Regions from separate parts of the Mus musculus genome. Here region 1 is linked to region 2. The links are chromatin loops, found by intact Hi-C in ENCODE. Cell type or tissue: gastrocnemius. All regions are shown on one strand.

Region 1 (8,000 bases), 60 kb after region 2:
ACAGAGTAGAAGTTTAGGTCGTAAAGAGTGTGTGTGTCTATCTTGAGCAGATTTCTAAAGAATATTATACCCATTCTTGTCTGACTCAGATTTCTTTTTTTTTTTTTTTTTTTTTTTTTTTTTTTTTTGGTTTTTGAGACCAGGTTTCTCTGTTTAGTCCTGGCTGTCCTGGAACTCACTTTGTAGAAGAGGCTGGCCTTGAACTCAGAAATCTGCCTGTCTCTGCCTCCCAAGTGCTAAGATTAAAGGCGTGCGCCACCACCGCCCAGCCTCAGATTTCTTTTTTATTGAATGTGAGTTTAAAAAAAAATTGATTTTGACTAAGCGTCTTTCTTTCTTTCTCTCTTTCTTTCTCTCTTTCTCTCTCTCTCTCTCCCTCTCTCTCTCTCTGTCTCTCTCTCTCTCTTTCTTTCTTTCTTTCTTTCTTTCATCCTGTCTTAAAGTGTTTATGTTGTGAATGGCTTTAATACTCTCCTCCAGGTCCTGAGAAAAGTTCCAAGAGAAAAGAAAGGGGAAGTGGAGAGTAGACGAAGACTCGAAACTGTCCCAAATCGCCATGCACGCTGGGCCTCCAGGAGCTTCCTGTCACTCCCTGCCCGTGTCGACTTTCTTACTGAACGTCTGTGCTCCAGTCAAGATTTTAACCAAACTCTATTCTTTCTTTTCCCAAAGCAATCAACCTTCTCAGCATCATGTAGAAGATGGTGCTTAGAGGTCCCCACACATGAATGGAATAGACCTACAGGATCCGAAATTTAACCTTCTGGTTTTGTTTTTGTGGAAGTGATAGTATTAGGAACTGAACTGTCTTACAGTTTGAATGGTGGCAGATTGGTGGGCACACCTCTGAGGGCAGTCTGTAGACTGACCTGTGTGTGGTACATCACACCTGTAAGTGAAGGACTTTAATCAGCACCTTTCTTGTGTAGATGCTGAGCATCCAGGTAGATAGCAAAATGAGAGGCCTTTGTATTTTTTTTTTTAATTAAATCACATTGTTCTTGATTTCAAAAAAATAGAAACCACAAACTAACAGCTTTCTGGAGGCTGTCTTTCTAACGATTTTGTAAAATGTTGGGTTTATCAGGTATGAAGACAAGTTCTGCAGACCTTCTTGGAAGGAAGCAGTCTCTGCCTGTGTCTGTGAGCAGTTGACTGAACTCACAAGGCTGCTCTCTGACCATACAGTTCCCCTATCAGCCAACCTGAAGTGTCTCATTTCCTCCAGGTAGGAAAACCCAACTCTGGGGCCTTCAACAGCTTTTCTTGAGTCATCTGTAGGTGAACCCTGAGGCAGGGGCTTTCTGGGCATTACAGAACACATGCTGGAGTCATTCTGTGAAACGAACAATAGAGTCACATCATCATGTGTATTTATATTTATCTCACTGAAGCCTCCATAGTTATGGCTCTTGCTTCTCTCAAATGTTTAATGCAGCATTGTATACTGCGGAAATTGCTGCCACCTAACTGTAAAAGAGATCCATGAAGCAAGGCTGACAAATGGATCAAAAGTGAGAGGCCCTAACTTCTGAGCCGGTAAAGTCACTGGGAGTCTGTGTGCTTGGGCAAATACAGGAAACGGTATATTCTGATATGTAACTTTTATCTATTTCACCTTGGACTTACTCTTGGGTCCCACTATGCTTATGTATCATCCCTGCCTTCAAGAAAATTACTAGAAAGGAGTTTTTAATATTCCCCCAACAAAGGTTTATTTGTCAGTCTGAGACGACAAGCATGCAATGCTCATGACATATTGTATTATCATGTCACCCTTTACCCTGGACTTATGTACGATTATGTCATGTATATGTACATAAATGTACATATTTTTAGTTGTGTCAATTAAAATAAAATATACTTTAGGGATATGTCTGTGCTGGGCATGCTGGCACAGGTGTGTAACTCAGCACTCTGGGGGTGGGTGCAGGGGGTCGGGGGTAGTAGAGACCTTCTGCAGTGCACTGAGTTTGAGGCCAGTCTGCAGTGTATGAAACCTTGTCTCAGAAACCAAGCTTATTGCTGGCTAGGAGGCTCAGCCTCATGCCACTGCAGCCTGAGTTCAAACTCCAGAAGACACATGAGGACGAGGAGAACAGACTCCCAGATGGTCTGCACTCATGCGTGCACACAGACACATGCACACTCTCTCTCTCTCACACACACACACACACACACACACACACACACACGCACGCACGCACGCACGCACGCACGCACACGCACATTCATGTAAATGCACTCTGATAGGTTTTTCCTGTCTTAAACAATGAATGTATCTTATACCTCATTAGATAAGCATTTCCTCTGCAGCTGCTGACTTGAAATTGAGGGAGTTTGAGTTGGAAAGCAGCAATCTAAATTCATTGTGTAGTGACCTCATGACAAATTTGTACAAATGTTTTTATGAGCAAATTCTTATCAGCATTTTGAATGAACATCTTGCTCTTTCCCACAAATTTCAAGATCTCCAGGGGAAAGTAGTTTATACTTACAACTGACTGAAAGTCTATTTATAGGGATTTTTCTTGTTGATTATACACACTGACACACATTCTCACACACACAATACACAAACACTAACATATACCTGCACACTCACACAGACATATACTCTCTCACACACACATATACACACACTAACAGATACATACAGACACACAGGCATACACACACACACCTCACTCACACACCACATATACTCACACACTCACATATTCACATGTAAACCCTCATACATGCACACACACTCACACAAATAATCATACACACCTATATGGGAAACAATGGTTAATATACCGCTAAAGACCAGCCATGAACTCACTGTAGACATGGGCTTGAGTTAAGATAGGAACCAAAGATAGAATACTTCACTGTAGAAATGCTTTGTCCTGTTGTGTCTAATTTTACTCAAAAAGTTCCAGTTTCAATGACACAATCCTATCCAGACCTACATTAAAGAAAAGGGCGCCCTATCCTAATCTCTGCTGACATCTCCTTCTGTCTTAGCTTTTTCAATCTTATAGGCCTGACCACTGACTTCCACTTAGAAATGAGTTATTTTGCTTTTGTTGTAAGCCTTTTCATAAGGCAAAGTTGTATCATTAAAGTACCACTGTGGAAAATCTATTCTGTTAAGAGAAAAGGTAATTTGGACCCAATAACCTCTTTTAAACAAAAGGAAAACTTACAGTAATGAGAGGACCAGATGTGGAACACCTTTCGTGGTGTTAGGTAAGCAGCGTCTAGAACCACTTTTCCCATATAGCATGGACTAGCTGGGAACAAAAGCTTGTAAGATCTTGTCCTAGTAATATTTATATTTCCATGATGAAACTAAGCTAACTTACTGAAGAAAGAGGTTTATTGGGGACTTGCTTACAGTTTCAGAGGATGGGTACGTGAACTTCATGGTGGAGAGAACAGAAACAGGCAGGCAGGTGTGGAGCAGTGTCTGAATGCTTGTATCTGATCCACAGCACAAGGCAAAAAGCAAGAGCTATCTATTGCTTGGACTTTTGAAACCTCAAAGCCCGCCTCCAGTAACATACGTCCCTCCTCAAACCACACCCCACCTTGGAATCCTTCCCCAAACCGGTCCACCATCTGGAAACTGAACATTCAAACATATGAGAGTATGGGGTCCATTCTCAGTCAACCCCCAACAGATCTCAAATTGAAATTACGAACACTGATATTTTCTACCTACATCTCTATTCTTTCTTTCTTTCTTTCTTTCTTTCTTTCTTTCTTTCTTTCTTTCTTTCTTTTTTTTTTTTTTTTTTTGGTTTTTCTATTCAATCTCTCTGTCTACAGGGAAGATAAGAGGTAGCTTGAAATAGGAAAGGATGGTCTGAGGTTGTGACTTTGTGCTCTATCTGGTGATTTATATAAGCCTAGGATCTATAATGTCCTTCAGATGGCTGAGTCTCTGTGCCCTCCACTGTAAGAATGGCTTGAGGATGCCCCTCTCACAGATGTGTGTGCTCAGTTATTATTTTATTTATTTATATTTAAGTCTGTGTATGTGCACGCATACTGAGTACATTTATATACACCAAGTACATGCAGGATCCCTCAGAGGCCAAAAAGGGTGTCCGGTCCCCTGATGTTAAAGGTGATGTGAGCCTCCTTATGGGCGCAAGGAATTGAACCCAGGTCCTCTACAAGAACAGTAAGTACTCTTAGCCACTTGGCCATCCCTTCAGCCTCCATTTATTGTATAAGTGAATAACTTAATAGACTCAGTAGACTAGAATATAATTATTATAAGACTAATGATGATTACTTTTAACATATTGGTCATGGGACAGTAGCACTAATACCCAAGAATTTGATTTGATACCTTTCAAAACTGTTTTTAAGGAAAGAGAGACCTTGCAGCCTTAACCTGGCAGTAATCAAAAACAACAGGGAGATGACGTTTAGCCCTGGGTGGGGTCCTCAGTACCACCCACTTCCAACAGAAAAATGATGAAATGTTTTCTTAAAAAGGAACAAATACATAGTCATGAGAAGAGTTCCCAGTGCATCCCCTTATGGGAAAGCCATAAATTCCTGCTGCTTCTTCTCTCTTGGGCATAGCAAATATGTCTGTGGTGGCCCTGGGCCACCTTAATTCCTTATAAGGAAGAAAGATGAAGTGGAAGTCCTGAGACTTCTGGCTGTTCTTTCCATAGTTAAATACTTGTAGTTTATTTTTTTCCCATTAATTTATTTATTCACTTTACATCCCCATCGAAGTCCCTCTCTCCCAACCTCTCCCTCACACAGTCCCAATGCCCCCATCTTCCCTTAGCCTCTGAGAAGGAGGAGGCCTCCTCTGGAAACCAACCCACATCTGCACCTCAAGTCACTGTGGGACTAGGCACATCCTCTCCCACTGAGGCCAGACAATGAGGCCCAGTTAGGGGAACAGGATCCACAGGCGGGCAGGCAGAGTCAGGGCAGCCCCTGCTCCAGGTGCAGCAAATATATATATATAACTCAGAATATGTACGTCCTCAAGTCCACCACTTTTGGTGAAGACTACTAATGTGATTCAGAAAAGCTAAAAATATCGAGCCAAGGCAAGGCAGGCAAATGCAAACCTTCTTGACGTCAGTTCCTCCCAGTTGAGGATGGGTGGGTTGTGAGAGAGAGAGTGGAGGGATTGATGGTAGAGAACATTGTGCTACACAATGAATAAGCACGGACTGCGACTGCAGCTACAGAACTGAGAGCAGAAACAGACAGAAGGCTGTAGGATGCCCCCAGAGTGACAAGGGTGGGGTGGGGAAAGCTGGAGGACGCCCCTCAGAGTCACTAGGGACAAGGCTGGAGGATGCCCCCCAGAGTCACGGGGGGAGTAACCGTGATTAAGGAGATATGTCAGCAGTAGAGACATACAGGTAGGTGGGCAGAGCATTGAAAAGAATCTGGAAACAAACTCGCATGTGTGGCAATTTAGATTCCTGAAGCGATCAGTGAGCCAAGGATGTGTTTAACATCTTTAGTATTTCTTGATGATGATTGTGCTTCATGTGTCTCGTTAAATCAAACCTTGCAAGGTTTGTGATAATTACACTGTTCCTCTAATACCTTTCCCTCCCTCCCTCCCTCCCTCCCTCCCTCCCTCCCTCCCTCCCTCCCTCCCTCCCTCCCTCTCTCCCTCCCTCCTTTTCTCCCTCCCTCCATCCCCCCCCTCCCCAGCATCTCTCCTCTGTGTTCTCTCTGGCATAGTTTCATGTAACTTAGGCTGGCTTTTAACTCACTGTTGCTGTGGATGGCACACACACCTCTTGTACCTCCCGCACACACGTCTCCCTCCCCATTCTGCTGTTACAGTTCCTAACCACCGTACTCTTGGCCTCACACTAGGCGGCCGCTCTGCTTCCTGGGCTGCGTCCCCATGCCTCTAAGTTATCTCCTAAATATTCTTTGGCTTTCCATTATACTTGAGTCTTCAATCAATGGAGACAGAAATGCAGATTATTATTTATGTGTTTTCTACAGGGGAAATCTCTTGTCTCGGTCTGATACTCATGGACTAATCCATCATTAATCATATTTGCATGTATTTCTGCATGTTCCTGGGATGTCAGTTCTGGCTTATATAAATTTCAAAAAGATGCCCAATCTCATTAGTCGCAGAAATGCACACTAATCCATTTCAGATTCATCAAGTTGGCCAAATCAAAGCTTCTAATAACGTTAGGTGTTTACACAGGCCCAGCATTACTGCTGGAGCGAGACTCACAGAGCCACTTCAGAGAAATTCAACACACTATCGGGAATTCAGACTCTGAGAACTGTCAGTTCAGATCCTAAGCACATTCCTCAGAAAGGCCTTCCTCACACGTACACCACGTACACCACGAGGCATAGTCTATATATGCTGATTCTGCAGCAGCACTCACGGCCTGCGAGCTAAAACTCTGGAGTAGAGCCAAACACCTGGCCAGACAGTGTGGCTTCACACTGCAGCTGCACTAGCCTCAGTTCATGTGCTAACGTGGAGAAAACTGAAGTTAGGCCAGGAGTGAAAAGAAGCCGTTGCCAGATGAACAATATAAATTACAGACAGAAATGTTAAAGGATATATAAAATAGTGATAAATGTTTTTTTAAAAGGCAAGGAATGAGTAAGCATTCAGTATGATGCTCATTTCTGCGGAGGGCTGAATGTACAAGGGGTTGATGCTACATTAAAAGGATTGTCAAAATTGTATCTAAAAATTGATGTCTATATATACTAGATAATTCATAATGATATTTTATAGGAAATAATCACCATATTATGTTGGTACAGTAGCCTCAGAAGCCAATGAGGATGGCTATGGAGGCTCTGTTGAGGCCTTTAATAGGAAACCTATTTCCTTCTGTCAGAAACGTAGGATTCACCTCTCGCCCTGGTTAGACACAGACCGCTCTGATCTACCTGGGAATAGTTATAGAGATGAGCCTGTCTATCGCCTTCTAGAGACTGCCACCCAGGAGGTCTGAGTCAGCTAAACCTCCTGAGAGCCCTCCTGAGGGCAGTCACTCAGGGAGCCACATCCTCTGCTAAGACTGCTTGATTTTCTGGGCTACTCAGAAAAACAATATTTTTTTTTTCATTTTCTTCCTTTTATCTCTTTTCCCCAGATGTCAGCATGCTCCCACTGATAGGCTGGCCTTCCTTACTCTTAGTAATGGCTCCATCCCTATGCCCTGTCCTTATCTCCCCTCCTTTTTCTCCCCCCTCCCCCCCCCCCGCAGTTGCTGAATTTACAGGTTGCCTACCCTTAAAATTAAAAAACAAAAAAACAAAAAAAACCCTCCTCAAGTCTGCTTTTAAAATTGTGCTTTAAAGATAATTTTAAATTCTTTATTGATGAGACCAAAAACCCAAAGGGAAAACCCCAATTTCTCCGATAATATATGGCATCTAATGCGGAGATTCCCTAAAGTTTCCTGTAATAATACAACAAGAATTATAGGAATTAATACTTTTTGTGCTGTATATATGTGTTCTTGTGTGTGTTTTCCTGTGTCTATGAGGGTATATGCATGTGTAGTTGTGTGCATGTGTGCAGGGCAGGGATAGGAATGGGGGGGAGGTGTGTCTGGGAGTTCAGAGTCAGCACAGGGTGTTTTCTTCTTCAAATGCTATGTACCTCTCTTTAAAAAATTTTTTTTATTGCACTTTATATACTTATTTTGAGAGTGTGTGTGTGTGTGTGTGTGTGTGCGCGCGCGTGCGCGCGCACATGCGCTCAGGCACTCGTTTGAAGGTCAGGGGATACCTTAAGGGAGTCAGGCCACTCCTCCCAGCACGTGATCCCCGGGATCAAATCCTAAGGATCAAACTTGGCAGCAGGTACCTTTACCCACAGAGCCATCTTGCAGCTCAACACCAGGCAATTTTATTTACCATTTTACAGGTTCCTTCTGGAAACTAGATGCCACAGAAGCGTGAAAAACCCTTGGCAACCTTCCAGAACAAAAGCAGCGTCCAGAGCGCTTTAGCGCAGGCTC
Region 2 (8,000 bases):
TATTCGGCTTACACTTCCATACTGCTGTTCATCACCAAAGGAAGTCAGAACTGGAACTCAAGCAGGTCAGAAAGCAGGAGCTGATGCAGAGGCCATGGAGGGATGTTCTTTACTGGCTTGCCTCCCCTGGCTTGCTCAGCCTGCTCTCTTATAGAACCCAAGACTACCAGCCCAGAGATGGCACCAATCACAAGGGGCCTTTCTCCCTTGATCACTAATTGAGAAAATGCCTTACAGTTGGATCTCATGGAGGCATTTCCTCAACTGAAGCTCCTTTCTCTGTGATAATTCCAGCTGTGTCAAGTTGACACAAAACCAGCCAGTACACACAGCTAATGGTCTTTCACTGAGCTCTCTCCCTAACCCCAGAGCCAAGGTCCTTCTTTTGTTTCTGAGGCTGGCCTTAAATTTGAGATCCTCTTGCCTCAGTGCTAAGTTGGGGCTATAAGTGCTACCACACTGTAGGGTAAACTTTAATTTCTAATTCTGGTTCATTAAACATAACATCTATATGTTGGTCTTACAAAATAAATTTAATTTGCAACTCCCAACATCTTCAAAAATATATAGTTGGTTGAAAAATAATAGGGAATGTATGTAGCTTTTATGGAGCACACAGTTGAGTAAATAGACAAATTGTGGTGCATATAAAGTGAACTACCATGGCAATGGAGCCAAGGGAATCACAAGGGGGGCTATAGAAATCATTTGCATAGTATATAGTCACACTTGTGTAAAATTCAAATATAGGAAAAATAAATTAGCTGAGTAAAATAGCACAGCTGATGAGAACTCAGGAGGTCGAGGCAGGAGGATTATGAGTTCTGTGCTAATATGTGGGCTACACAGAAAGAACATGTCTCTAAATAAATGAATAAGCAAGCAAGCAAGCAAACAAACAAACACTTCAGTTGTGGAGGGGCTGCCAGTAGGCACAGGAGGATTGTGAGTGTGATGTGAGCGTAGGTTGCAGTTTTCTTGGACGAGACGATTGCTCAGTTTGTAAAGTTCATGCTGAACAAGCACAACAATCTGAAGTCATTAATACCACATAAAAAAGTGACAGGCCCCCACGATTCCAGTGCTGACTGGGGAGAGACAGGAGAATGCCCGGAGCTTGCTGGTTAGCCGGCCTAGCCCATCTGGGAGTTCCATGCTGACTGAAGACCACATCTTACATTATTAGATTATTGGGTCTCCACATACACACATGTGGACATGCACACACACATGAACACAGACACATGTACGATATTTGGTACTGGGTACTCAGTAAGTAAGTACCTTGGAAACACATGGACCTGCTTTTGCTCCCTAGAACCCACAGATAAAAGCCGTCAGGTATGGTGGTGTGTGATTGTCATCCCAGCTCTGGGAAGGTGGAGATGAGGGGATCCCACTGGCCAACCTTTCTAGCCTACTTGTCTATTTATAGGCCTTTGGCTTTCATGAGCACACATACAGGCATGCATGTGAGTGCACATGCTCGAGCACACACACACACACACACACACACACGAGTGCTTGCACACATTCAGGTCAATTGTTATCTTAGAGAAGAGAGAGAGGACACAGAAATGTTGGCTGCTGCTTCCTGGTGATGTTCAGTTTCTTGGTACCATTGGTATTTATAAGGCAGGGTCTCTTCATATACCACTAGGTGCATCCTATAGTTGTCTTTCTGCATTATAGTATATGCCTTTCAAACATTTTATTGCAATACTCATGAAGAAATATCCTTTGTGATTTTAAAGCAGGTAACTGTTCTACCTCCGCCTCTCTCTGTATCCCATTCCCTGAATATTTTTCTTGCATTGGGCTTTGTAGTGGGTTGACAGCAACAGAGAGAGCTTTCTAAGTGACTAAACTAAAATTCTTAGGAATAAAGAGGAAGAGTGTTGGACCTGAATTGAGCTTCTAGACCTCACTCCAGTGGGTCACCACAGCCAGTTGCTCCTGCTTTAACACTCTCTTATGATCTCTACAGGCAGTGAACTCATGAGCACACTTCCCATATCCACATAAATAAAGTAGTTTTCTTTTTAAAGGTGAACCATTAAGCTACATTTGGTTTAAATATGTCTCCTTGTTGGTTTGGTCCCATGCAGCCTCTGTACATTGTGAACTGTAACCTGGCTTGATGTGTAAGTAAGTTGTAACCTATCCTAAGATTAGACCTTTGTAACTGTGTCTCAGTCAATCATAGCAGCTGCCAAAACATGACCACAAGGGACAAATTCCAGTTGTAGCAAGTCAGGTTATTTCTGTTATCATCTCTTTTCTCTGGCTATGGAGTAGGGCACTTCTGGATGTGGCTGTCATCTTGAACACCTTTTGGCTGAAATACTGTTTGATTTTAGAATCTTTTTTCCTTGTTCAACTACTCTGCTAAGTCCCCTCCCCCTTCTTGCTGTACTGGCTAGTTTTGTGTCAACTTGACACAGGCTGAAGTTATCACAAAGAAAGGAGCTTCAGTGGGGGAAATGCCTCCATGAGATCCAGCTGTGGGGCATTTTCTCAATTAGTGATCAAGGGGGAAGGGCCCCTTGTGGGTAGGACCATCTCTGGGCTGGTAGTCTTGGTTCTATAAGAGAGCAGGCTGAGCAAGCCAGGGGAAGCAAGCCAGTAAGAAACATCCCTCCATGGCCTCTGCATCAGCTCCTGCTTCCTGACCTGCTTGAGTTCCAGTCCTGACTTCCTTGGTGATGAACAGCAGTATGGAAGTGTAAGCTGAATAAACCCTTTCCTCCCCAACTTGTTTCTTAGTTATGATGTTTGTGCAGGAATAGAAATCCTGACTAAGACACTTGCTTTCTCCTGAACAGGAAATAGCAGCCTCACATCCTGAATGAACAAACCGTTTTCCTCAGCCTCACAGTTCACGTGAAGCAGGCTTGCATCTTAGTCTTACACTATTTGCAGTGTCCTTTCCAGGCTTCTTGGTTGCAAGTCTCAGAAAATGAGTTGTCCGTCCTAAGGTCTGGAAGGATGCAAGGAAGTGTGAGATGAGAGCAGAGCAGAGCCATTGAAAGCGCAGTAGCAGCTCGGCATTGACAAGGAGTTGGCACACACATCTTAGACAACGAGCTGCTGTAGTCAGTCGCAGAGGCTCCTTCGGGATCACTCCCTAAGTGAAACAAGGATGTTTTCCTGACTCGGAATTACAAGGCCTGGGAGGAAGCCTGATGGCTGGAATCGGAGTGGCTTCCCACTCCCTGGCTGTACCAAGGAACGTAGAGTGTGAGGGTCTTTAATTTTTAAATTGTATTTATGTGTATACGTGTATGCCTGCTTGTCTGTACGTGCACTATGTATACCCCAGGGTACCTTGGAGACCAGAAGAAGTGGTTGATTACCTGGAACTGGAGTTATAGGCAGTTGCAAGCTGCCCAATGTGGGTGCTTACAAGAGCAGGAAGTTCTCTTAGCTGCCGAGCCATGTCTCCAGTTACTTAAGAAGATCTTTTCATTGCTCAACTAACGTGGTAGATTAGGGAAATTCCCCCAAAGGTATAGTAGAATCAGGGACTTCCTCAAAGAGCAGTTATGGCACCATTTTGAGTGAATTGTTGAATATTGAAGCCCTATAACCTAGTAACTTCTCAAATGCAGCCCCCCTCACTGCAGAGAGCTCTCTTGTTAGCTGCTGGAGGGCTGCACATGGTGAGTCTGCGGCCTCTCCTCTCTAACCTGCTCATGAGCTTGGCCTCTGAGTTCCACTCAAGGCTCAGAAACCTGGTGTTCCTGATGCTCTGGCAACTCTCCTGGATGTTGGCAGCTGTGCTGTTTGGAAGCAGGCCCCATACTTGCTTTCCAAACAAAGCAGACTGTGCATCTAGAAGACTATCTTACTGGCAAGGGTAGTGACCAGAGAGGTCAGAAGCTACAGCGAGGCTGTGGGAATAGGTTAGAAAAACAGGAAGATCTTTAAAATGTTTGTTTGCACTCTGTGCATGTGAGGGGGAAGGAGAGGGAGAGGGAGAGGGAGAGGGAGAAAAGGAAGAAAGAGGGAGAGAGAGGAAGAGAGAGGGAGAGGGAGAGGGCAAGAGAGAGAGAACAGCAGTGTGGAATCATTTTCTGCCATGTAGGACGCTGGAATTGAACACAGATTGTCAGCCTTGGTGGCAAGCACCTTTTCTAAGACCATTAAATTGCTTAGGTGGTCATGGCAAAGACCTTATTCTTCTGAAACCCTGGAAGTTGGTAAGTTTAAAATCAGAGGGTCAACAGGATTGGTTTCTAGTCTAAATACTTTGGGGGAATCTGTTCTGGTATCCCCCTCCTTGCTTCTGGTACCATGCCTACCCTTGGTGGTAATTTTGGTTGTCCTTGGTTTGCAGATTTATGACCCTGACTCCTGCCTTCATGCTCACACACTGTTCTCTCTGTGTAAGAGCAAAAGTCATACATGATTAGGGCCCAACAGGATGATTGCATTTTAGCTATCTCTGCCAAGGCCCTGTTTCCAAAGGACGACATAATTGCCAGTACTGGAGAGTAGATTTCAACCAAATTATGCACTTCCACCTATAAAGAAAAGTGAACTTACTAGACAAGGGTCATACTTTACCAAGCGTGTCTTTATCTGCATGCCCTGCCCCAATTGGCTTATGAGACTGTCAATAGTTTTAGTAGGCCAATAACAAGGCTATAGATATTTTGTCCCAATGTCTAGCTTCCTTTCTGATAAACCCTAATTTCTTGTCCATGTCAGATATAAGCCCCTTCCTTAGGAGAATATTGGTTGTTCCATGTGCTTCTCAACTTGGTATTTTTCTTTAGTTTTCATTTCTTCTCTTAAAACTTAGGTTTTTAAAATTTGTCAAGATTTTGCTGTAATAATGAATTTTTACTCGTATATAGGCCATTGCTAGTAGGGGCATGAGATAGGTTTAGAATTTAGCAATAACTAACACTAAAAGGGCAATTATTTTGTGCCAGGAACACGATGTTTATACAGAATCTCTGCCTTAATTCTCAAAATTCTCATTTTATGTCTGAGAAAGCTTAGTCTGTAGAAGATTCCATGGCTTTAAAGTGATCCGACCATTTATCCCAAGTTCTAGTTTAAGGCTTATATGTTTGATGTTTTAAAATTGCTCTTGGAATTTTCTCCCAGACGTGTATGAAGAAGTCAAACACGTAATAAAAGAACTAAAACTCTCCCAACTGAACTGACATTGAGGGAAGCTGAGCAGCAGTAACGGCAGCTGCAGCAGATGAGGGCTTGGGTTTGAAGACAGGTGGACAGGTAAGCTAATTGTCACTGTTATGTTGTGAGCACAATTTAAATTCAATTCTCATGTGATAAAAAGTTGTCAGCTTTCATGTATATGGCAAACCAAGTTTTAGGAAAATCATATTTCATTATTTATTTTTTTATACACTCTGTTAAATGTTTTGAGAAGTGAAATATGGAAGACTATTGAAATTGCCCTTTTGGCAGCATTTTCAACAAATGGTGCTGGTACAACTGGTGGTTATCATGTAGAAGATTTCGAATTGATCCATTCCTATCTCCTTGTACTAAGGTCAAATCTAAGTGGATCAAGGAACTCCACATAAAACCAGAGACACTGAAACTTATAGAGGAGAAAGTGGGGTAAAGCCTCGAAGATATGGGCACAAGGGAAAAATTCCTGAATAGAACAGCAATGGCTTGTGCTGAAAGATCAAGAATCGACAAATGGGACCTCATAAAATTGCAAAGCTTCTGTAAGGCAAAAGACACTGTCAATAAGACAAAAAGGCCACCAACAGATTGGGAAAGGATCTTTACCTATCCTAAATCAGATAGGGGACTAATATCCAATATATATAAAGAACTCAAGAAGGTGGACTCCAGAAAATCAAATAACCCCATTAAAAATGGGGTACAGAGCTAAACAAAGAATTCTCACCTGAGGAATACTGAATGGCTGAGAAGCACCTGAAAAAATGTTCAGCATCCTTAATCATCAGGGAAATGCAAATCAAAACAACCCTGAGATTCCACCTCACACCAGTCAGAATGGATAAGATCAAAAATTCAGGTGACAGCAGATGCTGGTGAGGATGTGGAGAAAGAGGAACACTCCTCCATTGTTGGTGGGATTGCAAAGCTTGTACAACCACTCTGGAAATCAGTCTGGCGGTTCCTTAGAAAATTGGATATAGTACTACTGGAGGATCCTGCAATACCTCTCCTGGGCATATATCCAGAAGATGTTCCAACTGGTAAGAAAGACACATGCTCCACTATGTTTATAGCAGCCTTATTTATAATAGCCAGAAGCTGGAAAGAAGCCAAATGCCCCTCAACAGAAGAATGGATACAGAAAATGTGGTACATTTACACAATGGAGTACTACTCAGCTATTAAAAAGAATGAATTTATGAAATTCCTAGGCAAATGGATGGATCTGGAGGGTATCACCCTGAGTGAGGTAACCCAATCACGAATAAACTCACATGATATGTACTCACTGATAAGTGGATATTAGCCCAGAAACTTAGAATAACCAAGATACAAGTTGCAAAACACATAAAACTCAAGAAGAATGAATACCAAAGTGTGGACACTTCGCCCCTTCTTAGAACTGGGAACAAAATACCCATGGAAGGAGTTACAGAGACAAAGTTTGGAGCTGAGACGAAAGGATCAAAGACTGCCGCACCAGGGGGATCCATCCCATAATCAGCCTCCAAACGCAGACACCATTGCATACACCAGCAAGATTTTGCTGAAAGGACCCTGATATAGTTGTCTCTTGTTTGGCTATGCCAGTGCCTGGCAAACACAGAAGTGGATGCTCACAGTCATCTATTGAATGGAACACAGGGCCTGCAATGGAGGAGCTAGAGAAAGTACCCAAGGAGCTAAAGGGGTCTTCAACCCTATAGGAGGAACAACAATATGAACTAACCAGTACCCCCATAGCTCATGTCTCTATCTGCATATGTAGCAGAAGATGGCCTAGTTGGCCATCATTGGGAGGAGAGGCCCCTTTGTCTTGCAAACTTTATATGGCTCAGTACAGGGGAACACCAGGGTCAAGAAGTGGGAGCAGGTGGGTAGGGGAGTAGGGGGTGGGTATGGGGGACTTTTGGGATAGAATTTGAAATGTAAAATAAGAAAACACCTAATTTTAAAAAATTACCTCGAGATATACTATCTTCCCCAAAGTCTAGAAAATAAAGTTTATGCTCAATGTATAAAAAAAAAAAAAAAAGAAAGAAAGAAAAGAAATCACCCTTTTGGATGTTCAAGCATCAAAGCTTGGAGACTTATACCAATGAGGTCAGAGGGACAGAAAGATCAGGCAACATGTACCCAATGGCTACTGAGACTCCTCTGAAGGACATCTACTCCTCTAGTAAGTTTTCCCTGCCGTGTTGACCACAGAACCCCAACTAGTGTACACCTAGCTTAGAAGAAAGTCAGCTGGGACGGAAATGTTTCCTAGACTCCTCGGAGAAGTCACATGGTCAGCAGGAGCCTGACCATCCTAGAAGGTGCCACAATTAGTAGAGGAAAACTAGAAAAGCTCTGGGCTCCTCCAGGACACCAGAAGTAATCTGGGCTGACTTGATCAGCAAAACGTTGTTAAGCCCACCCTGGAATGAAAGTGTCTCCCCATTGTATACATGGTGCACTTCCCCACTCGTGTGGGGGAGGGTAAGACAAGAACCTGGCTGCACATAGGCCAGTTCCCACCCACTGGCCATTTCAGTTAGGCTAAAGTTGGAATCAGGGGCTGAATGCGCAGAACAGCTTGGCAAACAGCTCCAGCACACCGAGATTTGGGCTAAAAATTTATCTCTTGGCACCTGGCTTCCAATCCAGGACCTTTCAAAATACGTGACTATAACTTGGCTAAAATGTTTTCTGGGGATAACAGCATCACTGCATACAACTGTGCTGTGTGTCTTCTAGAGAAACCTATCAGTGTGTGTGTGTGTGTGTGTGTGTGTGTGTGTGTGTGTGTGTGTGTGTGTGTGTGTGTGAAGCCACCACCTTTT

Evidence for each region. Hi-C counts contacts between places; a loop is a spot of excess contacts. Peaks named below come from ENCODE experiments on the same cell type or tissue, not always from the same donor. Only the 100,000 strongest peaks of a DNase experiment are listed, where the experiment ranks them.
Region 1: it touches region 2 in a loop (4-fold over the local background); 4 of 42 quality-filtered maps call a loop at or near these places.

What each region holds. Positions count from the first base shown.
Region 1 is chr3:10,133,995-10,141,994 of GRCm38, forward strand. No RefSeq gene overlaps it. Among named protein-coding and RNA genes, the nearest start is that of Pmp2, 46 kb to the right of the region's middle. In gastrocnemius, no CTCF peak of the experiment used is centred here; a DNase peak (open chromatin) is centred at 7,927; H3K27ac peaks cover 2,421 bases.
Region 2 is chr3:10,073,835-10,081,834 of GRCm38, forward strand. No RefSeq gene overlaps it. Among named protein-coding and RNA genes, the nearest start is that of Gm33365, 14 kb to the left of the region's middle. In gastrocnemius, no CTCF peak of the experiment used is centred here; a DNase peak (open chromatin) is centred at 7,733.